Linked DNA regions of Homo sapiens: region 2 is linked to region 1. A link is a loop called in an ENCODE intact Hi-C map of the cell type or tissue named here. Cell type or tissue: heart right ventricle. All regions are shown on one strand. Links, peaks and the distances in the headings refer to the core of each region. The heading gives the core; the rest is flanking DNA. Region 1 has its middle 60 kb from the start of LINC01739. Region 2 has its middle 50 kb from the start of LINC01739.

The links. Hi-C counts contacts between places; a loop is a spot of excess contacts. Peaks named below come from ENCODE experiments on the same cell type or tissue, not always from the same donor. Only the 100,000 strongest peaks of a DNase experiment are listed, where the experiment ranks them.
Region 2: a loop joins it to region 1, with 2.4 times the contacts of the local background. A loop is called at or near these places in 7 of 110 quality-filtered maps.

What each region holds. Positions count from the first base shown.
Region 1 is chr1:63,064,644-63,080,747 of GRCh38, reverse strand. No RefSeq gene overlaps it. Among named protein-coding and RNA genes, the nearest start is that of LINC01739, 60 kb to the right of the region's middle. In heart right ventricle, for the core only: a CTCF peak has its summit at 6,499 (motif pointing right); no DNase peak of the experiment used is centred there; H3K4me3 peaks cover 595 bases; H3K27me3 peaks cover 4,804 bases.
Region 2 is chr1:62,954,265-62,970,368 of GRCh38, reverse strand. No RefSeq gene overlaps it. Among named protein-coding and RNA genes, the nearest start is that of LINC01739, 50 kb to the left of the region's middle. RefSeq lists an enhancer at 3,176-3,676. In heart right ventricle, for the core only: a CTCF peak has its summit at 7,002 (motif pointing left); no DNase peak of the experiment used is centred there; H3K27me3 peaks cover 411 bases.

The sequences.
Region 1 (16,104 bases), core at 3,636-8,635:
GGCCTCAACCAACAACAGATGGGAAGGTGGATAAATACCCTGATAATGCTGGTACATGGTCCATGTGGCTTCCCAGAGTTCTCCAGAGGGAACCTGGTAACTTGCTTAATAAAACGCTCCTTATGAGCTTCGCCCCCTTCCTTGTTCCCCTCCCCACTCCCTTACTAGTGTTCCCTGGGACCATCTTCCAAATAAACTGCTTGCACTTGAATGCTGTTCTCAAGGTCTGTTTATCGTGAAACCCAAACTAAGACAGCTAAGCCCTAGGCATATTGAGACAATTAAGACAGTCTGTGGCTTCAAGATGTTCACAATCTAGAAGATGAGAAAAGCAAAACAAATCAGTGATTATAAAAGTGTGAAAATTGTGATGGTAAAGGCATGCATAAGGAATAATGGAATATAGAAGAGAATCACAGAAGACTCACGGAGGGTGTAGGTGGGTGGTCAGAGAGAGCTTGCAAGAAGAGGCAAGATGTGTTAATTGCTTATTTCAATAAGAATCATGCTGTAAAACAGTTTAGTATTTGTAGAATAACTGAACTACTAAATAATTCGTGTATCTATACAGTTACAGAAACACTAAAAAAATAAAATTTTCACTGTCAGAAATTTACATCCTTAATAGTTTGTAGTCTGAGAAAATACTTCTAGGAGGTATGTGTGTTGGTGTATGTCATTCCTGGGTACCTGGGTTTCTATATGAGCATCTCCCCACACACAGTCTGCGCCTGCAGTCAGGAGTGAAGGTACACGGATGTTCATACTCTGAAAGCCTTTTGTATGTGTGCCTTTCCCAGTGCACTGCTGGTATTGGTTTATATGTTGTTCCCCAATCCCATCACATGTCTTTTGTTATGCTACCCATTTTTTTCCTTTGCTGACATAAAAATAATATTAATACAATATTGTTTATTTATTTGTGCTTACTGTTTCTAGATATGCTACTAGACTCTACACTCCACAAGGGCAGAGAGCTGTCAGTTTTGTTCACCATTATATACCCAGTACAGTGGTGCCTGGCATGCCGTGGGCATCAGTAAAAGTATTGAACGAATGTATTGTTGAATTATTGAAAGACTATGAGCTCTTTGTAGAGAAAGATAAGGCCTCAAGAATCATTGTATCACTCGTCCACAGCACATGGCCTGCACGTGGTAAACACCTTTGGAAGTTTATCAAATCATTTTATTTTAAATTCCAGTGATCAAGAATATTGTCAGTGACAGAAAGGACTTAGTGCAGAATTTTAGCGCCCTTGCCATTTTTCTTATTTTCTTGGTTGCCACTTTTCCTCAAATAGAAGATCCTTTCCCTAATCACAGTGATCATCACAGAGCTTCTATGTCAATCACTCTTCTTGTTTCTTTGGCTGTCTTGGGAGAATCCCAGAAGCTCTTTCAGTCACGTCATCAGAGCTTCAGAAGGGGGTTGGGACCAGAAGCCAAGTTGATGTGGACTAAAGCAGCCCCTGCCAGTGTCATGACCCAAATGAGAGCCTGGCCAGACTGCCCAGGGCTAGCTTCTCCATTCCTCTCACAAGTCCAGTTTTGACAGGTTGTCAGATTACTTTCAAAAAGGAGATAATCTTTCTCCAAAGGGTCAGTTGCTAAATATCCAAAAGAGAAGCCATACAAGCAGGATGGTTCCCAGATTTCCTGGAAGCCGCATACCCTGTGTCCACACCTGCTTTAACTCGGGTCCTCTCGTGGCAGGACTCCCACTGGAATAGAAGCTTTCTGAGAGGTTCTGATCGCCCTTAAGAAGCTCTGTGTGGCTGGAGGATCGAAAACTTTGGGCACAAGCTGGAAGGTCATTTACTGCAAACCACTATCTCCCAGCTAATCTGTAAGTAAACTCTCTAAGAATAGTCATGGCTTTGGTGATAAAGATTTTTGACATTTTATTTTAAGCCTATCCTGATGGTAAAATAATAATGATAACACCAACAATAATAATAATAATTACTATTTATTAAGCTCTATGTGCATTATCTCAATTCACAAAACATCCCCATGAGATAGGTACTATTGTTATTTGTATTCTACAAGTGAAAAAATGAAAGCTTAATTAGATCAAGTAACTTTTCCAAGCCACATGGCTAGAAAGTAGTGCATCCAGGATTTAAAGCCGAACACTCAATTCCAGAGTCCGTTGTTCTTGGGCCTACAAAAAGGACATGAAAGGGCAAAAATCCTCTGAAGATTAGAAAGCCATACCCTTCTACAGTTTGAGTCTCTAAAGGACAGAGCTTCACACAGGAGCCTCTTTGCTAACAGGTTTTATATGATGGATGAAGGATGTAACACTGCAAAGGTAGATGAGGAAGTAAAATCCTAACTGCTCATTGCTTATAAGGAAATCTATTAATGTATTTTATAACCTGATGGTAGATGAATGCAACACCCACACAGAGTAGAAACTGGAAGTCCAGTCTCTTGATAGTGGGTCATTCTTAGGGCTTCAAGTGGCAAAACTAATATTCCAAAATGTCTACCAGGGTCAGAATAAGTAACATCTTGTTCTTTACTTATATCAGTCACGTTAGACTATATTGTGCTGCAATAATGAATAAACCCCAAATCTCAGTAGCTTAAAACACTAAAGCTTCATTTCTTACTCATGCTGCCTGTTTGTCTTAGGGCTTCTGCTCCTGATTTTCTCACTCAGATTTGGACTGATGGAGCCTCCCTCACCTGGAATGTTGATGTTTGCTATATAGGGAAGAAAACTTGGCAAATCGCTCACTGGTTCTTCAAGGCTCCTGCCTGCAAGTGATACCTGTTACTTTTGTTCACAATTCATTTTTTAAAGCAAATCACATAGCCCCAATTAACTTTAATTGCCAGGGTGTGGGGGTAGAATTTGCTGAGAATGAGAAGAAATTGAAATATTGGTAAACATCTTGAATGTCTCCCACATCAAATCCTTAAATCATACTCAACATGCTTAACTAAGACCAGATAAAATTGTTCAGTTAAAATAAATCATGATTATTTCAAGCAGGTGTTCCCTTAATATACCACAGGTTTTACTCTAGCCATTGTTTTTCTGTTGATCATAGAGAATATGATCAACATATTCTCTTTATAGCCATGAGCTTTTGAGAGAAGTGAGTGGTCTTATTTGTCTTTGGCTACTCCAAACCTGGTACAGTGCTAGGAGCATGAATATTAGTCTTCCTGGGCTGTCATAACAAAATACCATACACTGGATGGCTTAAACAACAGAAATTTATGTTTCCACAGTTCTAGAGGTTAATAGCCCAACATCAAGGTGCCTATAAGGTCAGTTTTGGGTGAGGGCTTTCTTCCTGGCTTGCAGATGGCCACCTTCTTGCTGTGTCTTCACATGGCTTTTCCTCAGTGCCTGTGCACAGAGAGAAAGTGTGTATGAGCTCTCTGGTGGCTCTTCTTAAAAGGACACTAATTCTGTTGGATGAGGGCCCCACCCTTATAGCCTCATTTAACTTTAATTATTTCCTTACTCCAAACAGAGCCACACAAAGGTTAGGACTTCAATGTAGCAATTGAGAGGAGGCAGGGAAGGACATAAGCATTCAGTCCATAACAGCATGGTAGGCTTCAGTGTTTTCTGAATGAATGGATGAATGAATGATTCCACTTAACCAATAGTCTTCCTTTAGCATCTAGTCACTGGGCATTTGTCCTTTTTTTCATCTTCCTTTTCCCATGGGTGAGGCTGTCTTGCACCCCTTCTCCAGTTGTAAGGCCCATGCATCCTTTAGCATCCAGCTAACACAATGCTGTCTTGGGGAAACCCTTTCTTATCTACATGCTCTCCTGCACCCTCCAAAGCCTGAACTAGTTGCTCCCTCTTCTCTTCTGGAACACTGGATTCCTCCCTCCGTTAGTGTACTGATCACAAATAAGTATAATTTTTTACACACTAGACCATCTCCCACACTGTTCTGTGAGCCCCTAAAGAGCAGAGACTGGTAGTTGTGCAGTAGCTGGCACCAGCATGGGGCCTGACTCATCTGGGTGTTCAAAATGCTGAGATAAAATAAATAAATGGATTAATAGGTCTTCAGGATTGTATCTCTTTTTGACATGTTAGTCTTCTGTGTATGTGCATGTGTGTGTGCTCCTATATTTGATATTCAGTTCACCTATAAGACTGGGGCTGTCAGTAACAGCAGGAGGATCGGAACACTCATTATGCTTGTCATTAAAGCACATTCAAACTCAAAACATGGAGGCAGTCGGTCTTGTTCCCTCATCTTTGCTTGATTCATTCTCAGCTAAGATGCCCATCTGGCACCTGCAGGCTTGATGTTGTCTCTTCAGAATCTGAGCAGTCCTCCAGGTTGGCAGGAAACACACCTATTCAACACTGTATCTCCAGAGCTTGGCATGAGACTTGGCACACAGTAAGTGATTACTAAAGATTTGTTGAATGACTGAATTAACCTACCAAATCCCTACAAATATATATCTCCAAGCATCATTTTAAAAGACTCTAAGGCTTTAAAGAGGAGGCGATCATACTTTAAAGAGGAAGCATCATAGAAGCCTTGACTTGGAAGATACTCATGTCACCTATGATTGGCCCTGATTCTAAACTATGCTATTTCAAAATCTTTGAGACAATATGGTTATTTCTAACTCAAGAAGATCTCTGGGAATGGAGAGCCTGCAGTAGCATCGTTGGCATGAACTCAGGCTTTGGAGCGAGAGAGACCTGGGTTTGACTCTCTCACTAGCTGGGTGATCCCGAATAGGACACAATTCTCTGAGCCTCAATTTCCTCATTTTCAAATTTCATAGTTGTAGCGATAAAATAATGTAAAATAAAACTACTCAGTTAAAAAAAACTATTCTTATTAGTTAATTGCTTTACCCTTAGGTAGAACTAATCTTAATAGTCCTTCCATATTCACTTTTAAAATTCAATAACTATTTATTTATTTATTGAGGGTCTACTCTATGCCACAAAAATATATTCTAGGGAAAAAGGTGTTTTGTTTTGTTTTATTTTTAATAGCAGAGACTGAGAATGTCTTTGGTCAGTACGGATCTCATAGAATCCCTGAAGTACTTCACAACATCTTGTCTATGCACCTCCTAATAAAATGAAAACTCCTTCCTTCTTGGCTACCATAGAAATCTTGGTCCCATCTCCCCTGTCTATGATTCTTTTCCGTTCCCCTGTTATCTTGTGCATCCATCTTCTCATTCACCTCATTTATTCATTCATCAAACTTACTGAGAATCTACAATATGCCAGTACTGGGTGAGGTTCTAGGAATGCACGTTCAAATAGGATCCTTTGTGCCCTCAAGGGGCCACAGACTAGAGAGGATAAAAGGTAAGGCAACCATTATGATACAGTGCAACAAGTATCAAAAAGAAGGCAGGTGGAGGATACATTGGGAATACAGAAGAGTATCATCAAAGTGAAGCCCAGGTGGAAAGTGGAGGAGACGGCGGGAATGTCCAAGAGGACTTTTCTAGGAAGGAATGTCTAAATACACTGACTTCTGAAGGGTGAGTATGGTTTTGGCAGGCAAAGAAAGATGCTCTCGGTAGACAGGCAAGATGAAGAGCCAAAGATGACAAGTATGTTATTTTCAGTTGACTCATATAAAATCACTGATATTCAGCTGGTTTTGACCTATACAAATGGTAATTTTTCATATAGCCCTCCCAAATAGGTCAGTCTGGCTAGAGTATATGTATGCAGAGTGTGTGGTGTGCACATGTTGGTGAATGTACTCAGATGGCCACGGGTATTGAGGATGGGGAGGGAGGAGGGAAATAAATAAGGCTGGAGAAGCAGACAGAGATTCAATATAGAGCTCTCTGGTGCTCTATATACTTGTCCACGTTAGCGTATCCTTATTTAACTTCCAGCTCTTTGAGGTCTTGGTCTGGGTCTGCATCTATTGTAGAGCAGGCTCACAGTTCTGTGAAAGGAATGCATGTGTGGCTGGGGACGTGGTGTGGCCTCACCTCTGCCCAGGTGTGCAGAAGGAAGGACCGAGCAACTCTCTATCGCAGCAGAAACTCAGTCAACACCTACTGGTGGTGTGGAATGAAATTGTAGGGTTCTAGACCAATATAAAGCATGTGTGCAGGTATCCGGGCTCAATACGGGACGCAGGAGCCCGGGAAGAAGGCGGGGTAGCCATGGCAGCGGCTTTTCCTATCTGCTTCTGCAAAATCAGCTAATTCCCTCGCCTCCATCAGCGGGCCCTTGGCAGAGGCCGCGCGGGCTGGTAGCGCGGTCCTGGCAGCCGCAGTGTGGAGGTGAACCCCATGGCCTCTTCAGTCTATTTAGCAGGCTCTGAGATGTGTAAGTACATTATCTGCAAGGCTGGTAAAGAGCGCTTGGGGAGGATTTGTGGGTCTGTGGGAAGGACAAAGAAAAATGTTTTCTAATAAATTATTCACCATCTCACAATCCCTTTTGGGCAGATTGTTGCTCCGTTTGCCCTGGCTGCTCAGCGCCTCTTCCCTCGGCATTCAGATGCGCGGTTTCTCACCTCCAGAGAGCAGCAGAGATCTCGGGCAGGCTGCTGCGGCTAATGGTGGCAATTAATAACTTGTCATAATCCCGAGGATGAAAGGGAAGGCGCCCCATCAGCAGGCGGGTCATGGCACTGCTCAGAAGCAAATGAGGTGCAGGTGTGGCCTCCGCTAAGCGCTGTGCTTGCCACCCGGTGCGCCGCGGTGCCAAGCCCAAGACCCGGAGCGCCAGCGGCCCGGCTCCGCTCCCAGGGTGCGCACGGCCGGGCCTGGCCCCCTCCACGTTCGCCCGGCTAAAGGGGCGTCCCAGGAACGCGGCCGTAAATCAGAGCACACGGCACAGAACCTTCCAAACACTTAATTGCACTCTGTGAACATAGTTAACTCTGGCAGGCCCACTTCGCTTGGCTTTGTTTTTGTTTTTTTCCCCAGATGTGGTAAGAATTGCACACCTCAAATCTACCCCCTCCCCCACTCTTCCGCGTTATCCCCCTTTAGAAGAGAACGTGGTTAAGGAAGCAGCCAGTGTGCTGCGCCTGAGTTGGTCGGCTCTCAGTTCCCTGGTGGACTGGAGGACACAAAATCCTCGTTAGGGTTTTGTGAAACAGCCCAACAAGAGTCACTGATTTCCAGACAGCTCCAACCCAGTTGCCTTTTCTCTGGTTTCCATTCCTGTGGGTCAGTTCTGCTTGAAATGAACCAAGTTTACAAATCTCTTCTGGTTTGTACACTCCTATTATGCATACGAGGTGATGCATTTGTAACTGTCACACAAGTCAGGGTGATACAGCACTCTCATCTGACCCTATTCATTTAAATGGGTGCGTCTTGATGACATTGATTCATGTTATAAGTTATATCCATGCATTATAATCTTTATGTGTCACCTTACTGGTTATTTCTACTACAATGCAAGTGGGGTGGGGGAGACACAGCAAATGATGGTGTGAAGGATTTGAGAGTGCTTTGAGCAATATGAAGTCCATATAAACTCCAAAGCTTCCTAGATAAGTTTATTATGTGTCTGTATCTTGAGAGAGGGAAATTTACATGCAGAACGGTCCTGGGCAAGGTGTCTTTTGCTGTAAATATTCTGCTGACTAACTTATGAATATTTGGAGAATGTGTGCTTCAAATGCATATTGCACCAAACTAAAGGGGTAAGTAAACATGATTATGCATGCATGTAAGTCTTTATCAAGGTGCGGTTAATAATGTTTTAAAGCAGAACTATTTCTCATGAAAATAGCTGCTCTTAATAGCCTCTGTCTCTTTATTGTGCTTCTTACTGAAACATAAATCACTAATATGTTTTCAGCGGCAAAGTACTCTCTTTTTCCATTGTATTCACAGATTTAGTGGCATTTCAAATAGATAAACACAAGCAACATCTATCAACACTACAAAAAGGGCGCCTTAATCAAAGCTCCGGGTCCCGGGTCTCAGCATCTCCATTTACCTTGAGATAAATCCATTGGTGTGACCACCACTGCACCGGGTGACAAATCACCCCAGCCGGCCGAGCAGCGCAAGGGCTTATTGGCCTTCCTTTAAGTGGTCTTACCCTTCAATGAAAAGGATGGGGCTTGTCAAGCAGGACCAGATTAAAGTTAGACAAAAAGAAATGATCTGTTATTAGAAAACTCCGATTGAGAATCACAAAACAGGAAAGAAATATGAATAAAAATTTCCAGGGGGAAGACCATCTGATCCCAACAGAAATTAACTCCCATTATGAGCACAAGGTAATAGATGGCCTGCAGTTGGAACTAATGAGGATTTTAGATTAAGGAGGTGTGGGGCTCGGCTGGGGGTGTTAGCAGCTGCTCTGGGTATTCAAGTGAAAAGTTCAGAAATGGCCTGGGTTCCTGGCTTCCTGGACTGGGTGGTGGTGTTCAGGTGGGGCATGGAAATTACAAGCTCTTAGAAGCGAGGACTCACTCACGAAGGCTTGGATACTTCACAGAATGTTAACACTGGCAGGACCCTCTGGGGACAGGCTGATCTCCCCTTGTTTGAGAGAAGGGGACACTGAAGGCCAAATGAGGAGAGTGGCTTGCCCAGAGTCACTAATGGTAGGGCTGAAGTCAGAACTGAGACAATCTGTCTGCTTCCAGTTCATTATGACTCCATTATTTGCCCTAATCCTTGGAGATGATGTTGTTCTGCCCATGAATCTAAGGATCTCGATTATCTTCCAGTTAACTGGAAAGTGAGCAAGAGAGAATGGAGTCCCATGGTTAGTCAGTCTTCTTTGCATAGTCTTGAGTTAAAGCCTGCTGCTTATACAGACAACAGTATCTCATGCTTGTAGGTTCTTACTCTGTGCCAGGCATTGGCTCTGCATTCTCATTTAATCCACAGATAGCTACCGTCATCCTCATCCCCTTTTTACTGACAGAGATACTGATACTTAAAGAACTTAAGCAACCTGCCCAAGATTGAATAATAAATGGGAGAGCTTGTTTTTGTACCCAACCAGTCTATCCTGAGAGCTTATGCTCATAAACACTGGCTATATTGTTAGGCAAAGACCTGTGTTTCTTGTGAGAAATCTTGTGCAAACAAATAAAATGTAATAAGCAAAATATACATGATAACATATACACATAAGGGAGTGAAAAGTTGGATGCTAAGGGAAAAGCATGAGATTTCACTATCCAGATCCCTGATATAAATAAATAAAATATTCTGATTCCCTCCCAAGGAAAGGATTAGAAAACCAGACTACTAAGGGTTAGATGTGCAATTCCATGATTTTAAAAAAAAATGTATAGGCTATAGGAAGATACATAGCATGAGTATCATAAGAAAGATAGTACAGCATAGTACAGAGTGTGTTTAGAAGTCTATGGCCCTGGGTTCCAATACCAACTCTGTCGTTTCTAGCCCAAGCAATTTCCTCTCTTTCTCATTTTAGTTTCTTGTATATCTGAATCTTGAGCAAGTTACATAACTGATCCATGCCTCAGTTTCCTCATTTGCTAACCAAGGAAATAACTTCCCCCTCACAGGTTGATTATGAGGATTAAAAGAGATGATGAATGTCAAGGACTTAGCAGAGTTCCTAAAGGACCGTAAGCACTTGGCGGGCCCCCAGTCTCGGAGAGCTGAGAGGAACTCTCTGAAACAGCCCCACCTTGTTCCTTGTGCAGGATCATAGGAAGGGCTGACCTCAGTGAGGATGCTGATCTCAGAGATGCTGAATGGAGTGGCCTTGTCCATACTCTGCCCAATGTCTAGTGAACACATAGAAATGCAGTTAAAGCTGGGTGTGGTGGCTCATACCTGTAATCCTAGTACTTAGGGAGGCCAAGGTGGAGGGATCACTTGAGCCCAGGAGTTCAAGACCAGCTTATTCAATACAGTGAGACCCCATCTCTAAAAAAATTTAAAAATTGGCTGGACATGGTGGTGTATGCCTGTGATCCCAGCTCTTGGGGGACTGTGGTAGGAGGATCGCTTGAGCCCGGGAGGTTGAGGCTGCAGTGAGCCGTGCTTGTGCCACTGCACTCCAGCCTGGGTGACAGAGTGAGACCCTGTCTCAAAAAAACAGAAAAAAGAAAAAGCAGTGAAACTCCTGGGTGTTGAAACCTCCAGAAAGATAAACACTCAGATACTTAGAGATTGCCAAGTTTTTCACTGACTTATTTCAGGCCTCATGTTTGGTGGATATGGACAGAGATTCTTAAATCTGAAAGAAGGTGCACGAGAAAAAGAAATCATAGAGACACAGCTAAGGAAATTAAAAAATTTAAAAAAAGAATCTCATCTCCATATTTGAGAAAGCCAAACCAATATTTGCCTATCCAGTGAGTTAATAGGTTCTTTGGATATAGTGATACAATGAGATGCCACATGTATCAGCTGAGTCTATTGTATTTCCCTGGGGGCCAAATTTGAGAAAACAAGTTTGAAGCCAAAGTTGGCCATTGCTATATTTGGTCTGTAAGCATATTCTATAGTTATGATGGCATTTATGGAGGCTATTGTGTCAAGAGCTTGTTTTTTCTAATTATTTATGCAAAGAATCAATCTGGGTAAAAGAATGTTTTACATTCATTCTAACCTCAGAAATTTGTAGCTAATAACATCAGGGGAAGCATTCTATGCCAATTACTAATGCTTCCATTTATCAACACAACAGTAAGTGCATATTCTCTGTGTTTAACTGTATAACTCAATCAAGCTTAAAAGGAAAAATATATGAAACATTTCTAAGGTCTAAAATGGCTCAAGCATGTATTATGTTTTATTTTTATTTAAAGGCACTAGAATTGCAAGGCAATGGTGATAGATAATTACAGGCATGAGTTGATATATTTTGCATTTGTGTTTGTGTCTAAATACCTACTGCCTTCTTGATAAACTTCAATTAATATGCTTTCAAGTACTCCAAATGTAATTTTCTGATTAAACACAGACACAAGACACCACCAACTCATTAATTTTACATAGATTGAATGTTAGTGTTTGTTATGCAGTTTAATGTGAGAAGGAGGACATCCAAGAGTCATTTTGTATTTAATATGAACAGATATATATTTTTGATTCAGACTAAGCCAAATCCCCAGGACATAAACAAGGTGGTGACTGAACTCTATGACTTCAGAATTTGCACATTTAATGGGAAACAATTTCAAAGCCTTTGCCGGATTGGAAAGGCGGTTCCATTCTGCTTTTTCCGCAGAGCAAAATCTTTCTGAGAACAATGCTTATTATTGATAGGTTTAAAGCCCCTCAGGTGCTTGCCCATTGTGTGTATTGCTGTCACTCTGTCTTCTGAGCAGTGGGGAAGCAGTGATGGATAACATGGAGAATAATTCATGATTCCTGATTGAATGCAAAGCTATAATTCAGTCTTGGGGTTCTGCTGACGTCACAGTGCATGAGAACACAGCTCAAAGAAATAATTTTTAAAACCTAGGTAATCCTTGTCCTCAGGTTTGGAGGCAGTGGATCCGGACACACACGCCAGTCTTCCCTGAGTGGGTTTCAAGGAGAAAAGCACCAGAGGGAATAATCTCCTAGGTTAAGGTCTCCTGTGCCCCTAGGTAAGCAACTAGAGAAACTAGCGCAGAGCCTGCTGCTGGCTCCTGCTCAGTTTGCTCCTTGCTTCATTTTGTGGCAGGCAAGTAAAACCCTGAGATGTGGAAAATAGAACCCTCTCCTATCAGCCCCTCAAGATGTCCTCCAATCCAACGTGTCTAAAATTGCTCTGGTGAAAAATACTGCCCGAAGCCCTGTTAAAAATATAGCTCCCCAAGATTCTCATCCCTCGAGATTCAGATTCAGTGGGTCTGGAGTAGGGCCTGAGAATATATATATTCAATGAGTAATCCACGTTGATTCATTAGGAGAGTTTACAGACACCATGATTCATCTCTCTTGGTGTCTCAACTCAGAATTTCTTCTGCACTACCCATTGGATACAATATTCACTATTCAGGTGACAAGCACATTAGAAGCCAAACTTCACTATTACGCAATCCATCCATGTAACAAACCTGCACCCGTACCCCTTGAATCTATAAAAATTTTTTTAAAAATTAAAAAGAATTTCTTCTGCACTTGCCGGCTGCTTGATGCAATTTAGAAATCGATATAATATTGGTTTATGTTGCCCCTCAGCAACACAATAATGAGAATATTTTTGCAAAGGATTTAACACAGAGTAAGTCTCAGTAAATAAAAATTTCTCACCATCTTTTTTTTTTAGTTGCCTCATCTATCAGAAACTTCTCCTCCCAACATAAATACTAACAACTCAATAGCCAACACCAGGCTGCATATTTCCTCTGCAGGCCCTGAAATATTAAAGTAAGTATTTAAAATGATACATTGACTGAAACTGGCAGAGGTGGAATGTCCTGAGACCTGCAGATCTTTTTCCGTTCATGCTTCATCTACATCTGATGATATAGAAAAGAGTTATTCTCTTTTCAGGCTTACCCCACCCGGGGGAGACCTCCTATAATCCATTGAGCCTTCCAAAAAGAGAGAGGGAGAGGGAGAGAAAGGGGGAAGGGGAGGAGAAAGGGGGAAAGGGAAAGGGGTTGGGGAAGGGGATGAGGCTTAATATGTACTAGCCTCTCTTCTCAGACTTTTAAACATAGTAACTCATTTAATCTTCCCAATATCTTCAAACCCAAATTCCATTTTACAGGATGAAGAAACCAAAGTGCAGAGAAGTTTCAAAATTTGCCTAAGGACATAGCTAATGAATAGCAGGGCTAGGATTATGAACCGAGATATTCTGGGTCCACAGTCCCTGCCTGTAACCACTATTCAACTCTGCCTTTACTAGGAACATGGCAAGTTACTCATAGAATCCTAAAACTGTTACAGCTCCTTGAACATCATCTAAACTAATTTTACAAATAAAAAGACTGAGGCCAGAGAGAGGAAGTGATTGGCTGAAAGTAACCCAGCAGGATGGCTCTCCAACCCCAGATCCTGACTTCACCCACCTCTGCGTGAGCATGTTAGGGTCTGGAGCATCTCTGCTGGAGACTGGTCCTGCCTAGTGCAGGCCCCCTCTTGAAAATACACAGAATTCTGGATGTTGCATACATGGGAAATTGTGAACATGGAGCTCAGAGCTCAGCTTGCAAGAAAGAAGGGGATGTCCCAATGCCAGATACAGAGATAGTTGGAAATATGAGTGGGAAACTCCCAAGCAGATGCCAGGATAGCTGCAGGTAGGTATGAGGCCCAGATGGGGGCTCAAGGGGTAGGGGCTAGAATTAGTGTGGATGTTACTCTGTAATAGAGTATACAGCTGCAAATTCAAAAGATACAAACAGTATTGTTTCGTAGCAGTACCTATAGAGCTGTCTCATTCCTTTTAGTTACATAGTATTCCATTTTATGGATGTACCAACATTTAACCAGTCCCCTATTTGTGGAAGGCAGGTCGTTTGCATGTATGTTATTTCTCTTTCTATGATCTGTATCTATGGTATAAATTTTCAGAAGCTGAATTACTGGGTCAAAGGATAATGCATTTAAAATTTTGATCAATAAGGTTGTACTAATTCACATTCCCTCCAACAACCTTTGAAAGTGATTGTTTCCCACGTTCTGAACAAGCCAATGTTTTATCCAAATTTTTGTCTTTTTGCCAATCTCAAATATCTTTTTCATTTGTTGTTGTTGTTGTTGTTGTTTTTTGAGATGGAGTCTCGCCCTGTCACCCAGGCTGGAGTGCAATGGCACGATCTTGACCCACTGCAAGCTCCACCTCCCAGGTTCAAACAATTCTCCTGCCTCAGCCTCCCGAGTAGCTGGGACTACAGGCGTCTGCCACCACACCCAGCTAATTTTTGTATTTTTAGTAGAGATGGGGTTTCACCACGTTGGCCAGGCTGGTCTCGAACTCCTGATCTCGTGATCCGCACCCCTCCCCCCAGCCTCCCAGAATTGTATTTCTTTTATTACAAGGAGGTTGGATACTTTTTATTTATTTAAGAGCTTTTCATTTTCCCCTTTGTTTAAATTGGCTATCTCATTTGCTCATTTTACTATTGACTCTTTTGGTTTCTTTTTACACTATTGCTGAAGCACTTTATATATTAAATAAATTAGCCCCTTGATTGCAGCATGTAAGGCAAGAATGTTTGCCCAGTTTATTTCGTTTTTGACTTTGCTCAAAGTGTCTTTTTCTACAAATAACTTTTTTAAAGTTTTTGTGAGTTTAAATATGCCAACATTTTCTTGTCTGGCTTCTGAATTTTATGTCATACTTAAAGAATCCTTTCCACTGCAAGATTATATGGAAATAAATTCTCTCACGTTTATTCCACAGCTTTTGTGAATCACTAAAAACAGTCTTCGAGTTATCTGGAATTTATTTTAGTGCAAGATGTACAATGAATCATACTCATTTTTGAAAACCAATTGCCCCAACACCATTTGTTAAACTATCTGGAACCCATGTATATTACTCTACTAATGATGTACTCAAAAACTGGAAAAATGGTGACCACTATTAGTCGCTCCTAATTAGGTAAATCTTAAAAGAGAGAAAGAGGGAGGTGGGGCAGGGAGGGAAGGAGAGAGAAAGGGAGAGAAAGAAAGAGAAAAACAGAGATTTGGCCAGGGATCCAAATTTAGATTAGAAAATTGGAATAAAGGATACAATAAGCTTGCAATGAATTGATCCTGATTGACTTTTTCCTTTGACAATTAGATTCTACATCACCATGGTGATTCTGCTTTTCCGAGGAAAAGACAAAGAAAATCTGTTTGGTAGGTCTGGGATAAGATAATATTTTCATATATTAGCTGTATTTTTTTTTAGCTATTTCATTATTTTCCGTGATACCTCTTCCTCATCCAACCAGATTGTTAAGTAAGGTTGGCTGCAGAAGAAAAGAGGAAAAAAGGTTTTTTTAACTTGTGGTAAAATATTCATAACATAAAATTTACCATTTTACCCATTTTTAAGTGTACAGCTCTATGGCATTAAGTACTTTCACATTGTTGTGCAAAAGTTCTCCAGAACATGCTCATCTTCCCAAACCAAAACTGTGTAACCATTAAAGATGAACTCCCCATTCCCTTCCCCAACTGGCAGCCGCCATTCTACTGTCTGTCTTATGCATTTGACCACTCTAGGTACTTCGTGGAAGTGGAATCATATAATATTTGTCCTTTTATATGTGGCTCATTTAACTTAGCATAATGTTTTCAAGAGTCATCTATGTTGTAGCATCTGTCAGAGTTTTCTTCCTTTTTAAAGCTAAATAAATCCACTGTATGTATGGACCATATTTCGTTGTTCCATTCAGCCATCAATGAACATTTGATTTGCTTCTACCTTTTGGCTCTTGTGAATAATGCTATTGTGAACATGGGTGTACAAATAGCTGTTTGAGTCCTTGTGTTCACTTCTTCTGGGTATATGCCCAGAAGTGGAATTGCTGGACTATATGGTATAATTTTTTAAGGAATCACCATAGTAGCTTTTTGTTTGTTTGCTCGTTTTTTGAGATGGAATCTCACTCTGTCACCCAGGCTGGAGTGCAATGGTGCAATCTTGGCTCACTACAACCTACACCTCCTGGGTTCAAGCGATTCTCCTGCCTCAGCCTCCCAAGTTGCTGGGACTACAGGCATGTACCAACACACCTGGCTAATTTTTGTATTTTAGTAGAGAGGGGGTTTCGCCATGTTGCCCAGGCTGGTCTTGAACTCCTGGCCCTAAGTGATCCGCCCGCCTTGTCCTCCCAAAGTGCTGGGATTACCAGCATGAGCCACCGCGCCTGGCCAGGAATCACCATACTAGTTTTCACAGTGCTTGTAACATTTTACATTCCCACCAACAACGCACAAGCATTCCAATTTCTCCACATTATTGCCAGCACTTCTTATTTTCTGTTTTTGTTTTGTTGCTGCTGTTGTTTGGGATAATAGCCATCCTGAGATATGTGACATGACATCTCATTGTGGTTTTGATTTGTATTTTCCTCATTACTAGGGGTGCTAAGCATCTTTTCATGTATTTATTGGCCACCTATATATCTTCTCTGGAGGAAAAAAGTTGTTTGAATTTCAAAAGTTTAGTCTTTGGAGTAGCAAAATTCTTAGGGGTTGCAAAAGAGGGGTTGTG
Region 2 (16,104 bases), core at 5,027-10,026, 110 kb after region 1:
TGTTCCAGACATGATGCACTCAGCATGCAGTGACTTCCAAGATCTTCCCTCCGACTCCAGCTCTTCCCAGCTAGGAAGCAGCACTCCTCTTCCTCAGGGTTTTCCTTTCTCTCATTATCCTCGGTCTACTTTTTTTTTTTTTTTTTACAATTAAAAGAGTTCTTCCAATCCTCATTCGTTCAATGAATGTCATGTTGTTCCCCTGCTTAAAACCCTTCACTAGCTTTCCATTATGCTTAGCATATGTGTGCAGTCACCCTTCCATATCCACGGGTTCCTCATCCGTTCTGTGGCGTCTGCAGCTGTGGACTTAACCAAACACAGATCAAAAATATTCAGGGAAAAAAAATGCTTTTGTGCTGAGCCTGTACAGAGTTTTCTCCCTTGTCATCATCATTCCCTAAACAATATGACAACTACTTACATAGCCTTTATTGTGTTAGGTATTACAAGTAACCTAGAGATGATTGAACGTATACAGGGAGATGTATACAGGTTATATCCAAATACGATGCCATTCATATCAGGGACTTGAGCATCCACAAATTTTGGTATCCTCTGGCGGGCCCAGAATCAATCCTCCAAGGATATCAAGGGACAACTGTATCCATGTCTTCACATGGCCTATGAGCAGGGCAACCTTATAATTTATCCTCCAAACTGAGACCTTTCTGAGGGTGAATCAGATGCTATTAATAATGTGCCGGGGGGCCAGGCACGGTGGCTCATGCCTGTAATCCCAGCACTTTGGGAAGCCGAGGCAGGCCGATCACAAGGTCAGAAGTTCAAGACCAGTCTGGCCAACATAGTGAAACCCTGTCTCTACTAAAAATACAAAAAATTAGCCAGGTGTGGTGGTGTGCACCTGTAACCCCAGCTACTCAGGAGGCTGAGGCAGGAGAATAACTTTAATCCAGGAGGTGGAGGTTGCAGTGAGCCGAGATTGCACCATTGCACTCCAGCCCGGGCAAGAGTGTGAGATTCCATCTCAAAATAATAATAATAATAATAATAATAATAATAATAATAATAATATGCTGGGACAACAGGTATCAATCAGAGTGTCCTGGGCAAACTCTCTTTCAAAGGCCCTAATGACCTGGCCTCTTTGTCCTTCCTGGCCCTTCTAGGCCTCTCTCTCTTGCTCATGTGGCTACAGCTACATCTCTCCTCCTTTAGTTCCTTCAGGTGGTCCAGCTCTTGCCCCCTGGGCCTTGACCCCTCACATGCCCTTTCTTCAGCTTTCTTCCCCACCTGGCCCTTCAGGGCCAGTGGTCCTCCTCAACCACCAATCGCCAGCAGAGTTCCTGTTCCTGGCTCATAACCTCCTGTTGTTTGCTGTCCTAGCACTTGCCCCAGTCCATATCTGTGCATTTATTTCTGTGCTGAATGTGCTGGGGGTGTTGGTGGCAGCAGGGCCATTCCTATTTACCTCTGAATACAATCCTTTTGTGTGGCACAGGTTCTGGGATGCTCCATGTAAAATGTTTTCATCGATCCATTCAACATTTTCTTTCAACTTTTATTTTAGATTCAATGTATACATGTGCATGTTTGTTACCTGGGTATATTGTGTGATGCTGAGGTTTGGAGTATGAATGATCCCATCATCCAGGTACTGAGCATGGTACCCAACCAACGGTTAGTTGTTCAACCCTTGCCTCCCTTCCTCCATCCTCCCTCTAATAGTCCCAATGTCTATTCTTGCATCATTATGTCCGTGAGTACTCAATGTTTCACTCCCCCTTATAAGTGAGAACACATGGTATTGAGTTTTCTGTTCTTGTGTTAATTTGGTTAGGACAGGGGGCCTCCAGGTGCTTCCATGTTGCTGCTCAGGACATGATTTCATTCTTTTTTACGGCTGCATAGTGTTCCATGGTGTATATGTACCACAATTTCTTTATTCAATCCACCATTGATGGGCACCTAGGTTGATTCCATCTCTATGCTATTGTGAATAATGTTGCAATGAACATGTGAGTACATGTCTTTTTGGTAGAATGATTTGTTTTCTTTTGGATATATACTCAGTAATGGGACTGCTGGGTCAAATGATAGTTCTGTTTCAAGTTCTTTGAGTAATCTCCAAACTACTTTCCACAGTGGCTGAACGGATTTACATTCCCACCAACACCGTATGTACGAGCGTTCCCTTTTCTCCACAGCCTGGCTAGCATCTGTTGTTTTTTGACTTTTTAATAATGTCCATTCTGACTGGTGTGAGATGGTATCTTGTTGTGGTTTTGATTTGCATTTCTCTGATGATTAGTGATGTGGAATATTTTTCCATATATTTTTGGCCTCTCATCAAACATTTATTAAGCTCCTACTGTGTGCTAAGTTCTGTAGTAGACACTAGAAATACCAAAATAATATGGCAAGAAGTTCAATCAAGGGTGTAAACAGACACATACACACAAGAGGTATGAAACAATGTGAGAGTGTTATATCTTGGAAGGGTCCCAGGCTCTAGGAGCAGGGAGGAAAGAGGGCTTCACCTCCCTGGGGTTCACCACAGAGGCCAGAAGCTTGGAGTCCAGTGGGTGGGTTGAGTTCTCTGTGAAAGGGAAGATGGCGTTCTGGGCACAGAGATTTGATGAGGGAAGTAGGGGGTACATGAAGGGCTGGGGGCCTGGATAGGTGACTTGGAAAAGCTGACCAGTGTGACTCCTCCATATGGGGAGTGAGGAAGTACCAGTCAGCTTCCTGCTGCAGAGATGACCCCGGGCCGGCACAGTGGACGAGGGGTTGCTTGGGATCCTCGTTCTTATTCCTCCCCTCCTTTCTGCACATCCTCTCTGAGTCGTGGCCCAATTGCCTTCTTTTCCTAGGAGACAGTTTCTCTTTCAGGCTCACACTGCCCCAAATGCCATCTCTCTTCAATCCAGGAGTGGCCCACTCTGAGCACCGGTATCGTCCACGCCCCCATGTGGGCCTGGGATGCAGATCCTCCCCTTTTGGGTCACGGCCATGAGAAGCAGCCTTGGAAGGCTACCCTGGAAGGCTCCCACTCAGGGACACCAGTTCACAGGAAGGCTACTGCACCCATCAGAGAGTGGAGATGCAGCTGTAGGGTATAGGGTAGCGGGCCTTGAGGACCCGCCGGGCGGCTGCCTGGAGCTGGAAGGAGGCTCACTTACAGAGCCTGTCATCCTGGTTCAGGACGCTGGGGCAGATGCTGGGGCCCGCTAGCCGCTCTCCTGGGCCATCGTCCCACTGGGGGGATTAGCTGAAGGATACAAGTGGCGTGGAGCCAGTCCTGGGATCCCCAGGCCCCCTTCCAACTCTTGATGATCCATATGAAAAGGTGGCAGTGACTCAGGGAAGGTGGGTGATGCTGTGAGGGAAATGAGCCATTTACAAAACGAAGGTCTCCCCGCAGGCGGAGGCCAAGCCACAGAGGAGAACGAATCCCTCTTTGCTTCATGGACATGGCTCTTTCTCTGAACAATCTGTGCTCCGGACCAGGACATTCCTGTTAGCGGTGTCCTGTGGGACCCTAGTTGTCCCACATTTACGCCTGTGGGCCTTGCTGCTGGGGATGACACAGTCTGCTTACCAGGGACCTGACCCAGAGAGGTACAAGAGGACAGTCGTCTACACAGGGCCCCTCTTTGCACGAGGCCACACTTTAAGGGTAAGAGCAATAACAGCTCTCAATTTATTAAGCATTTGAGGTGAGGCATCTGCTAGGCCATTTACATGTTCAGTCATTCCTCTGTATCCCCAGGGGATTGGTTCAAGAACCCCAGGGATACCAAGATATAGATGCTCAAGTCCCCAATATCAAATGGTATAGTATTTGCATGTAACCTACATGCTTCCTCCCATATATTAAATCATCTCTGGCTGGGCGCGGTGGCTCATGCCTGTAATCCCAGCACTTTGGGATGCTGAGGCGGGCAGATCACCTGAGGTCAGGAATTCAAGACCAGCCTGACAAACATGGAGAAACCCCATCTCTACTAAAAATACAAAATTAGCCAGGCGTGGTAGTGCATGCCTGTAATCCCAGTAATTCGGGAGGCTGAGGCAGGAGAATCCCTTGAACCTGGGAGGCGGAGGTTGCAGTGAGCCAAGATCGTGCCATTGCACTCCAGCCTGGGCAACAAGAGCGAAACTCCTTCTCAAAAAAAAAAAAAAATCATCTCTAGATTTCTAATAATACCTATTACAACGTAAATACTATGTAAATAGCTGCTACATTGTTTTTAAAATTTGTATTAATTTTTGTTGTTGTATTATTATTTGTTCCTTTTTTCTGAATATTTTTCATCAGCAGGTAGTTGAATCCATGGATCTGAAACGTACAGATACAGAGGACCAACTGTATGCTTTCTAATCTTTATAACTGAGGCTCATGACTGGGAAATGGAAGGGGAGGATCCAAATTCAGACCCATGTGACTGGCATACTCCATCCATTGTGTGACACCTTTCTCCTTTCTCCGAGAAAGATAGGGAAAGAGCTAGAGACAATCTGGTGGCCTTTGATACCCCCTTTGATAGAATGTGGGCCTGGGCTCACATGGTGTCAGGTGCTTACCCCATTCTATCCATTCTTGCCGCATGGTCTGATGGGAAGAATGCAGGGGATACACCATGTTGAAGGGCCCAGGGTTTAGCTTCTGTCCCCACCAGTGAAATGTGCAACCCTGGGCAAACATAGTGTCAACTGTAAAATCAGGATAATAATACCTACTCAATTTATGTCAAAACAGAAGGAATGAGTTTACAAACGATGCTCCCTGGAAGCCTAGGATGGAGTTTCTCAAGCTTCGGAATGCATAAAAACCACCTTGTGTGGGCTTGTTAAAATGCAGATGCCCAGGCCTCAACTCCGAGATTGGAATCAGCGGGGCAATATGAAGCCACGGAATCTGCATTCTGTGGATGAGAGACAGCAGGTGTGGAGAAGCCCGGACCTAGGCTGCATGGCGGCGCCTCCAGGGTGGGTGGGAAGCGAGGGAGTCCATGGGTGGGATTCAGAGTCTCTCAGCCCAGCTTCACCTAGAACTGTTCTGTTTGTAGCTCCATTATATATTGAGGTTTCAAGTAAGATTTCATTTAAAGGACGATTACATGATTTAAACATTAAAAAAAAATGTTAAAGATTGCAATGCATCGCCACACATGAAAATGCTTTGGGTAAGTGAAAGGTGCTCTCCAGATGAGAGCAATTTTACTAAAACTGTGGCCATCTGAAACCCTCTGGGAATGAATCATTCTGGAGAGCCTAATCTTCCTGATAACATTAAAACTTTTTATTAAATGTTAATCGTTTTGTGGGAAATATGTTACACTCTTCCTTGCCTTTTAAAAGAGAGAATAAAGAACATAATTTAACTGTTGTTTGAAAACTCAGGACCACCAATTGGATACTGTGAGGCCATCCCAAAAGTGAGTCCTGCCAAGCTTGACATGGAAAGTGCATCCATGGGATTCCACTATTCGTGTCCCCTACTCAGGCCACGGTTTATATAACACCAAGTGGAGGCAGAGCAATGTGGTGAAAACAGGGGGCACTGGAGAATCAGGAGGATGAGCTCCAGCCTCCACAGTGGCAACCGAGGGCCACAGAACCCAGAGGAAGTCCTCTCGCCTGGCCCTGCTTTCTTTATCCATAAGGCAAGAGGCTAAACCAAGCCGTCACCTGAAGAGGGGTCCAGTCTCTAAGGTGGGGGTTGCAAACTCCATGGCTGTCAGGGGCCAGGCTGGTGGTGCTTGGGGAGAATGGGAGAGCAAAAGCCCAGCTGGGGCGCAGCCACCGCTTCACACCAGCAGACTGCCGATGTGAGAGTGACAGCCCACTGCTATCAGGTCTTCTAAGTTGCCCAGAAAAGCTGGACTTTCTTGTGAAAGCTCTGGATTCCTTCCATGTTGGCACCTGTGAAGGATATGGGGGTGCTGGCTCCCACATTCCCCCTCTTTTTCTGGGTGGCCTTTTGTCCTTCAGAGACCACAACATCAAATACCACATTTCTCATTTCCTTACAGCTAGGGTTTTGGATGCAAATCAGTTTGCGTCAATGAGAGTAAGTCATAGTTTTGAAAGGCAACGTAAGGCAGAAGCTGTCTTCTGACTCCCTATCCAGAGCCTGAGCTGCCAGGAAGTGTGGGAAACACAGGTCAAATAAAACCCATCTGTGGGCACCACTGAGCCCGAGGTCTCTTCTGGCTCTAACACTTGTAAGACAGGGGAGTAGCAGGGTAGACAGCCCTCAGGTGGCTGACCTGCAAGGGGCCACCTACACCCACTGGGTCTTTTTCTTCAAATGCCTCTTCAGCCTCCAACTCCACCCCTGAGGGGCACGTGTTTGTTCACTGACCCAGTAGAATCCAAGCTCTGGCGTTCTCGCCTGGACTCCATTGCCCAACTTTTTCCCATAAGGAGGATTAAGGACACACGATTCTGTTTCCCAAAACAGGACAGAGATTGCGACCCTTCGGGCAGGGTCCTGCCAGGGCAGTTGGCATATGGAGTCCCTGCAGCTTTCTCCATCCCTTTCAGCATGTTCCAAAGGGAGCAGCTGGGGGCTTCGTACCAAGGGCTCAAGTTTCCAACCCTGTTACTCTTAAGCTGCCCAAACCGAATTGTATCTGCCTAAGTGGTATGTGGGTAGGGAGGATTTAGGCATGTTTGTGGGGACAAATTTCATGAGCACCCTTTTTGCACATAATAGCTGTTACTTACCAAGGACCCACTGTGTGCCATTTCTAATCCTCACAACCACCCTGAGGGGCAGACATCACTGCCTCCATTTTACAGATGAGGTAACTGAGGCTTGCAAAGGTTAGTGACTTCTCTAGGGTCCCACAGATAGTAAGTGTCAGAGCCAGAATTCAAAGGCAAACTCCTTCTCTTTATTGTTCTTGATGAACCAGGGCTGGGTTACTCTTGGACCCAGAGCAAGCAGATTCTTTTCAAAGGCGTCCAGGCCCCTGGGTGAGCCTGCCAGTGAGTTAGGTAATGTGATCCTGCCTCCTAGTGGTCAGGTCGGTGGCTCAGTTCCTCACACTAGGGCAGGAAGCCTCTCCCGTCTCCCGCCGTCCCAGGGGTCCTGGCAGCTGGTTATTTCAAGAAGTGGGCTTGGCCACTCTGGGACAGTGAGGCCTGGGAGCAAGTGAAAGCAGCTGGCTCCTGTTCTCAGGCCCCTCACCTCTCACCCGGGGAGTGGCAGCCACAGCCCCAGGCCCTCCGCCCACATCAGTCCTGGTCAGATAGAACATTAGGCACATTGACCCCCTCCCCATGTGCAGGGCATCTGCTTAACTTTTTACATCTGTTGCCTTAGTTCCCACTCCCTCTCCCAGGTGGCGATTAACTACTATCTCTTATTATTCAGCCACCCGGAACTTGGCATGAGAAACTGCTCAAGAATTACACTTTGGAGGGTGGGGCTGGGGACACTATATTTATCCTTATCTGAACAGTTTAATCACCTTGAGACCTTTTCTTTAGTAATAATCACACACACACACACACACACACACAGTCCCATTAAACCTCACAATCTTTTTTCAATTCAGCATAATTTCAATTATTTATTTAATTACAAATATAAATATTAACACACACACAATGAAAATCAATGCCACAGAGCCCTTCATCCAGTTGCCTATGCTCCAGATTTTGAGTGCAGACACCCCACACCATTCTTCCAGGAGCACGTGTATGTCACACTCTGTCATGCCAATTAGCTAAACAAAAGGTTTGTCTCTTCCTCTCCTGAAAATGCACATTTCCCTGTTTTGAGCATGTGTGTTGTTAGATGATGTGGGTCTCCACAGGAGCTCTTCAGCCCCTGGTGACTTTGAGTGGCAGCAACATTCTCTGCTGCGAGTAAGGAATCCCTATATGGCCAGGCCACCTGCTACTGTTGCTTCTGTAATGATCTCAGCAGCACAGAATCCCTGATTAAGAAAAATAAAAGTATTAATTCTAATGGCTTCACAGTAAGCCATTAATTTGCATATCTCCAAAATTGTATCTTGCTTAAACCTAGAAAATAAATGATCTCGTGACACCTTTTGACCTTTTATTTAAGAATATCTCTTGTCTTCCTCACTTATAATGCATTTTTCCCTTCCAAGCCTAGCTAACTCCTACCTATGCTATGAGATTCTGACCAGGCATTGCCTCCTCTGGGAAGTCCTCCCTACCACTGGGGTGGGCTATATCCCTTCCCTCTGCGCCTTGTAATTGGATAGCACAGGTGCTTATTGAGAACCAAATAATGTAATTAAGGCAGAAGTATATACATGCATCTACAGATAAAATTCAAGAAAAATCAATAAAACTTGACATAAGAACTTCTGATTTTGGAGGAAACCTTGGTTTAGAGGAATGAAGATCAAAACCTTAAAGCCATTTAAATGTTTTATTGCACTAAATTACTAGTTGCAGCTCCCTCTCTAAAAACTGAAATTTTTTAACACTATCAAGAACCATATTGAAAAATGTTACTTGCCCAAGGGACCACAAATAAATACATGCTTAAATGAAACTAAAGAAATTTAATTAAGTGTATGAACAGTTATACTAAATGATTTCTCCAGGAAGCCAATGGGAAATTATACCTAACAAGTAGCTACAGAATAAGGTCTGTTGTTGAGAGGTTATTAACCTAATCACATAATCAAATTTCACCACCAACCGTAGCCATCTGATTTGCCATGTCAAAATAAAACCATTGTTAACCCTTCTTAATGAAATCAGAATGGGGAGGAGGGGGGTGGCTGGTTTTAGAACAATGTAGTTCTTTAAAAGCAAGGCTTACAAATTTTATTTTCTTCTCCTGACACCAAAAACAATACTTTACCATTGTTCAGTGAAAATCTGAAACTATCCAGCTTTTAAAAAATGAAATTGGAAATGAAATTCATGGATGATTCTCTTCACAAAAGTCATTGACAAAGGGGGAAATAAACAAATTGGTTTTGCTCTCAAAATTTGGTGAAGGAAATTTGTTCCAAGGCTGAGGTGTTCCTTGCCAGTTTTAAACCCAAGGTGCATTTTTATAGCCAAGAACTAAAGCCCTGAAACACAGCGATCCACAGAATAATGGAAATGCTGACACAACCTTCACTTCGGCAGCAGGAATGGTGCCACTATAATTTATGGAGAACACATTTTGGTTTTGTCAGGTTTTTAAACATAGACTGTTATAAATTTGAAGGAGGACTGTCTTGTTAAAGCTTCAAATGGCATGTGTTAGTATTGGTTATGCATCATGTCCAGTGTTTGGAATGGCATTTGTATTTGGAATGGCATTGTGATGACAGTCTATCCCAATGGGAAAAGAGGACACTGAATCCTGTTTTATTTTCAAAACAATATTCACTGATTAAAAGCATCATGGTCACCATCAATGACCAGACCAGCTAGAAGATCTAGTAAAGGTATACACCCTCAGATACAGTTCCCTTTTTTCCTTTTTTCAGGGATACATTCATTATTTGACAAATATTTATTGAGGATACCCAGTGTCATGTCCTATCCTAGGCAATGGTGATAAAATGTTGGTTGTGAGGCTATCTCTGCCCTCTGGGATCTTATATTTTTTATCAAAAGAAAAAAAATTAACACTATATATTAATATATGTATAGATATTACATATACCGTCCAAACCACACATCCTTAACCAAAGTGGAAAGAAGTCTTACAGACAACTCACACTGGTGGGTAGGGCCCAGCAGCAGCTAACAGGCCCCCACTCTCCAACTTCTGTTGGAGCTATAGGGTGGGTGGGTGAGGAGTGTAAAAGGCTAATCTCAGAGGTGGTGAGCATGGATTCCACACTCAGAGCTCTGAAATTGACTTATTTAGGAGAAGGAGTAGATAAGTGGGGAATGCCAATCTGTCTCACCCTATTATGCTTTTGCCTTATTTACATCAGCTGTTAGAGGTAGTAATTCTTGTACCCTGTTTCTGAAAGGAGTTGTTCATGGAGTCTGTTGTCCAGGCTGGACTGTAATGGCACGATCTCAGCTCACAGCAACCTCCACCTCCCGGGCTCAAGTGATTCTCTTGCCTCGGCCTCCCAAGTAAATGGGACCACAGGCGCCCGCCACCATGCCCGGCTAATGTTTGTATTTTTAGTAGAGACAGGGTTTCACCATGTTGGCCAGGCAGGTCTCAAATTCCTGACCTCAAGTGATCCACCTGCCTCAGCCTCCCAAAGTGCTACGATTACAGGTGTGAGCCACTGCACCCAGCCTATGAGTGCTTTTTATTAGATAGAAATTGTGATAAGTATAGAGATAAAGACAGCAGATTTGCCTGCCTACTCCATCACTTTCTAAAGTTATGACCTTGAAGCCTCAGGATTCACACTCTGTGAAATGGGCATAAGCCAAGGGTAACCCTATTACAAGTAAAGATATCACAAGAATCTCAGGCAGGACTCATGCAGAGCAAGGTCCATGGCTCAGTCTACCCGTGAAGAGTAGAGGAAGAAGTACTAGAAGACTGTAAAAAAGATGCCCCTTTATATGACATGAACTGGGAAGCATCTTCCAGTGGGGTATCATGCCACCGTATAAAGTGATGTTTACAAAAACCATAATAATAGCTAATGTCTATTGCACACTCACTGGGCTATGTGGTCCTTTATTTCATTTGAGTGTCACAAGAATCTTTTGTGAGATGTGGAAACTGAGCTTCTAAGATCAGCAATTTTGCCAAGGTGGGTGACCATAAGTTCTGGCAATCTCACTTTATGCCTGATGTCTTGGGTTCATTACTGATAGGGCCCCCTTTCACTCTCCTGTGTGTTCTCATTTTGGTGATGAGTTATATGGTGACCCAGTGTCACATAACTCATAGGTGGCAAAATCAGGATTTGGACTCCTACAGTCTGACTCCAAAGCCCACACTATCGTGCAATAAATACGCTTGTTACAAAATTTTGTGAGAAAAAAGAGTGCAAAATTATATGTGTATATTATCCTAATTGTTTAAGTATTTCGTGTATAGGAAAAAAGCCTGGAAGAAAATGCATGAGTTATTAAGTGTAGATGGAGGGAATAGAATAGATTTTAAATAGTTCTTTCTAATTTGTGGGTTTTCTAAATGTTCTTTAATTAGAATGTATGGCTTTTATAATGAAGGTAATTTTTTGGGGGGGCAGGAGACGGAGTCTTGCTCTGTTGCCCAGGTTGGCGTTCAATGGCACGATCTCCACTCACTGCAACCTCTGTTTCCCGGGTTCAAGTGATTCTCCTGCCTCAGCTTCCCGAGTAACTGGGATTACAGGTGCCTGCCACCATGCCCAGCTAATTTTTGTATTTTTAGTAGAGACGGGGTTTCACCATGTTGGCCAGGCTGGTCTGGAACTCCCGACCTCAGGTGATCCACTCGCCTCGGCCTCTCAAAGCACCGGGATTACAGGCGTGAGCCACCGTGCCTGGCCTGAAAGTAATATTTTTTAGAAGTACAGGCATAAAAAAGTATCTCAAGTATTATTTCATGAATAAGTATTATTTGATATTTTAGATGCTATCAAAAATTAAGTACACTGAAGCCAAAAAGAAATGAAACAGGACAAAGAGGAGGAAAAGGAGGAGAAGAAAAGGAGAAGGCCCTTGGACTAAAATTTGTAAAACCAGAGATGGAATCTATAGTCACTCTAATTGGCCATGGTGTGGCTCCAAGCTTGGAGACCTTGAGTCCTCCAAAGTCCCCAGAGGGTCAAATCTAAGGGAGAGCATAGTCACAGACATGTGTGTCACAGTCACAAAAAAAATCTTAAAGAAAATTTGGAGATTTGAATACGGACAGGATATAAGATGATATGGAATTACTGTCACTTTTAGGGGGAAGGATAATGGTATTATCAGTTATAAGAAAGAATTTTGTTCCTCCTGGGGGATGCATACTGAAAAATGTAGGATGATGTGTCATCATCAACCCCTCAGCTCACAACCATTCAAATGGTTCAGGGAAAAATGTGTATATGTGTGTATAAACAGAAAGAGAGCAAATGTGGCAAAACGTTAATAACTGCTTCAACTATTTGGAGGGTACATGGATATTCATTATAATATACCTTGAATTTTTCGGTATGTTTGGAAATTTTCAAAATAAAAAGTTGTGATACAGTTTTTTACGAATTCTTTGAAATGATAATGTAAGAAAACAAAACAAAAAAGCATGTATCTAAATAATCATAATATAGAATACATGTTTTAGAGCCAGAGACTTCAATGCTAGTCATGTGGCCTAAATGTTGTATAACCCTGGGCCAGCCTCATTTTCCCAGTTTCTTCATCAAAATGGTGATGATGATAATAGTATTACCAACCTCACATGCTTTTGTACAGGATCAAAAGAAGATTTTGTGTGTAAAGCCTCCATCACAGTGCCTGTCCACAGTTCATGTGAGTAAAAAAATAATCTACTCAAGTGACACAAAATGGGAACCTTAGGAAGAGCCTGTAAAGCTTTGAGGAATTCAAAACAAAGGAAGCTTTTTCCTTCTATTGCCATATTTTTTGTATAAATACAACTGAGCTTGATGTTATATAAAAAAACTAATAACTCAGAAGTTTGGTTTAGGTGGAATCAAGTGGTCTAAGTCTTTATAATCTCTGACCAAATCTACTCAACCACAACTGATTTCTATTGGGTTTGTGTTTACCTGGGTTTTGGTTTGTGGTTTTTGCTTTAGCCAATTTCCCCCAACTCTGACCTAGGGTTCAAGCGAAGAGCAAAGGAGCTCCAGTTCAATCCACACAGGTAGCTCCACTGGGCATGCCAGGGTCATCAGAGCACTCACAAAGGAAGAATAAACTTGGGTTTCTTATATCAGTATCCTAATAAAATAAAACAAGATACAAGTTGATGTACTGGTAATGATGACTATAATACTAAAAAGTGAATCTTCAATATTTTACTCACACACATATATTGTTTATTATGTGTGCCTATAATGTACTAAAGAAACAGAGATCAATAAGTTAATGTCACCACTCATAATTTGGTGGAGATGGGGATTGACATGTACATCATTTATGGTAATGATATATTTGCATAGCACTTTAGAGTTTACAGACCAGTTTCCCCACATGGCTTTATTCAGCTAACCATAGAGAGGTAGTGTCCATGGTGGGCAGTGTCCGGGGTATCTTCTCATTGAATTCTCTTATTTTGTCTTCACAAAGTGATACCATAACAAGCACTCTAGGGCCGAGAGAGCTTCAGTTCTGGTCTCACCACAGCATCCATATTGCTGTGCCTTAACCTTTATTTAGCCTAAAATCCATATCTTATTCATCTTTGTATACTAATTCCCTGTAAGGAGCCCAGAGTATAGTAGCTACTCAATTAATTGATGCTTATTGAAGGAAGGAAAGAAGGCAGAAAGTATATAGCAGGAAGGAAGAGAAGAAGACAGGGAGAAGGGAGGGAGGGATGAAGGAAAAAAAGAAAAGGAAAAAGATTCAAACTCAAGAATTTCTCAAGCCCTTACTAGGTGCATAATGTGTGCTAATCATTATGGGAAATGCAAAAGAAGCCTTCAAGACACAGTCCCAGTCCCCAAAAGATTTTTAATAAAATAATTTAAAGACCGTAAATGAAACTTTCAGCTAAAAAAAATCTAAAAAAAAAGATTGCTGTCAGGTATGTACTTTATGATAAATCAAAGAAAAAAAGTTGAAATTACAAGGAAATACACGTTAATTTATTACAAATTCAAGAGGGTGACTTCTCTTTTAACCTGTAAACATTGCTAAATTAAACTGAGGTTCAGTTGGCAAAGTTTGCACCAAATAAAAATTCCAATGAAAAATGTCGGCTGGGTGTCATGGCTCACGCCTGTAATCCCAGCACTTTGGGAGGCCGAGGCCGGTGGATCACTTGAGGTTAGGAGTTCGAGACCAGCCTGGCCAACATGGTGAAACCCCGCATCTACTAAAAATACAAAAATTAGTCAGACATGGTGGCGCATGCCTGTGGTTCCAGCTACTCGGGAGGCTGAGGCAGGAGAATCTCTTGAACCTGGGAGATGGAGGTTGCAGTGAGCTGAGATCACACCACTGCACTCCAGGCTAGGCAACAGAGCAAGACTCCATCTCAAAAAAAAAAAAAAAAAAGAAAAGAAAAGAAAAGAAAAACCTCAATGAACTGAAAACCCCCTTTAAACAGGAGCTCCAACGTCAGCATTACAATTTCACTTACATATTCAACAGCCATCTTTCTTCATTACAAATAATAAAGTAGCATCTCTTTCAAATATACAGGTATTGAGTTATATATGCATAAATTAACAGAAACTCAAGTAAAGAAGAAAAATCTATTTAAATCTGCATTAATCTTTTATTGGCTTTTCCACTTGTCATAAACAGTTTGTAACCAGATATATATCATCATACTAAACATCATGTAAAACCTCTCACTCAATAATCCAATTGATATCCAGGTAATATATCCAGTGGCAACAGTTCTCAAATGGGCCATTTTATAACCTAGGCAAAGGTTAATCATCCTTAGCTTCCTAAGTGTGATCTTAACCGAACTCCTGCTGCTTACTAGTGACTTTTGAACAGCATCCTGTTTTATGGTTAGTTAATTATTCTTTACTAAACATTAATGCATCCCAGAACTGGGACCATCAAACAATATGCTGAAAGAGATGTCTATTATCTTTTATTGTTGTTGGACATTTTTTTCACACTTAAAAATTTTTGTTTAGAACATTCTTGTTGAATAGTTAAACTTTATCTGTTCTTTACTAAGTCTTTATTTATATTTGCCCCACCCCCTTCATCCCCAAATGGATTAAAAAGAAGCCTCTAAAATATATAATCCGCTACAATGTAAGCAAATCTAAATAAATTAGGAAATTAAAGAGGAAATAGGAATGGAAAAATAAATAAGAGCCTAGAATGAACTTAGTACCCTAAATGCCCTTCAGGAACTCCTGAACATTTGTTGAAGTTAAACCATAAATTTGGCTCTGAACTGTCTAACAAAAGCGATCAGAGAAATTCATTCATTTGTTTACTTATATGACAAATACTTCACATGGTAGGTGAAAGGCATTTTGTTGGACCTAGGTTATATGGCGTGGGATAACAAAGACTCAGTGTTTCGCCTCGGAGAACTTACCATCCAGCTTTGAAGACAAATTTTAACAGTTAGACATAAGTTATAAATTATGAAAATTCCATAAAGGAAATGAATAGTGTTCTAAGAGAGCAAATATTAGGGAAGATTGAGATCACACTTTAGATGGGGGAGAGTGACATTGAACTTGAAACCTCCGAGTTGCCTCCTGATTTCCATTTCCTCCTTCTTTGTTAATAATAGAATTCCAGTTTTTAAGGAAGCACATTACTGCCCCAATAAAACGTTACATTTTCCAGCTTCCCTTACAGTGGGAGATGACCACGTGACTAAGTTCTGGCCAATAAAATGTAAGTGGAAACACTCTTGGCTTCCGGAAACTGCTTAAAGACAGCAGCTTTGGTTGGGAGAAGCATCGCTTTGTGGTTCCCACTTCTTCCTACTGATGGCTCCAAAGTCCTTTGGACCATGACGGGATCTTGAAGATGAAAGGCATGTCCGAGGGTGGCAGAGAAGAAAGACACATCCAGATGACATTCTAAAGACACCACAGGGACCCTAGATTCCCGCCTGACATAAAAGAGATACAGATGTCTGTCTTGTTTAAGCCACAGTTCTTTGAGAATCACTGTTGTACGTAGCTGAACATAAACCCCAGTGATTCTACAGTGAAGAGATCATCAGACAAAGGTTGAGAAAAGATTCCAGCCAGTGGCCATCATGTTGGAAGGACCATGGCTTTTACTGCAGGAACTGAAAGATAGGTATAAATAAAGTAATGAGTGAAGGGAGACAACACAGGATGAGCTAAAGGATATGCAAGGGCAGACCACTCTGGTTCTGGGTTAGAGTTTATTCTAAATGCTACAAGAAGCAATTGGTTAAGTCAGTGGTTTCCAGACCTTTTTGCTGGCCACTGAATCCTTTCTTCATATAAAATTTATGCAGAAAACAAAAAAGCAGGTCTGCTCTCGTGGAAGCCAGAATCCAAGTCCCCAGAGCCCATGTCCACCTCCCTCTTTGCTCTCATT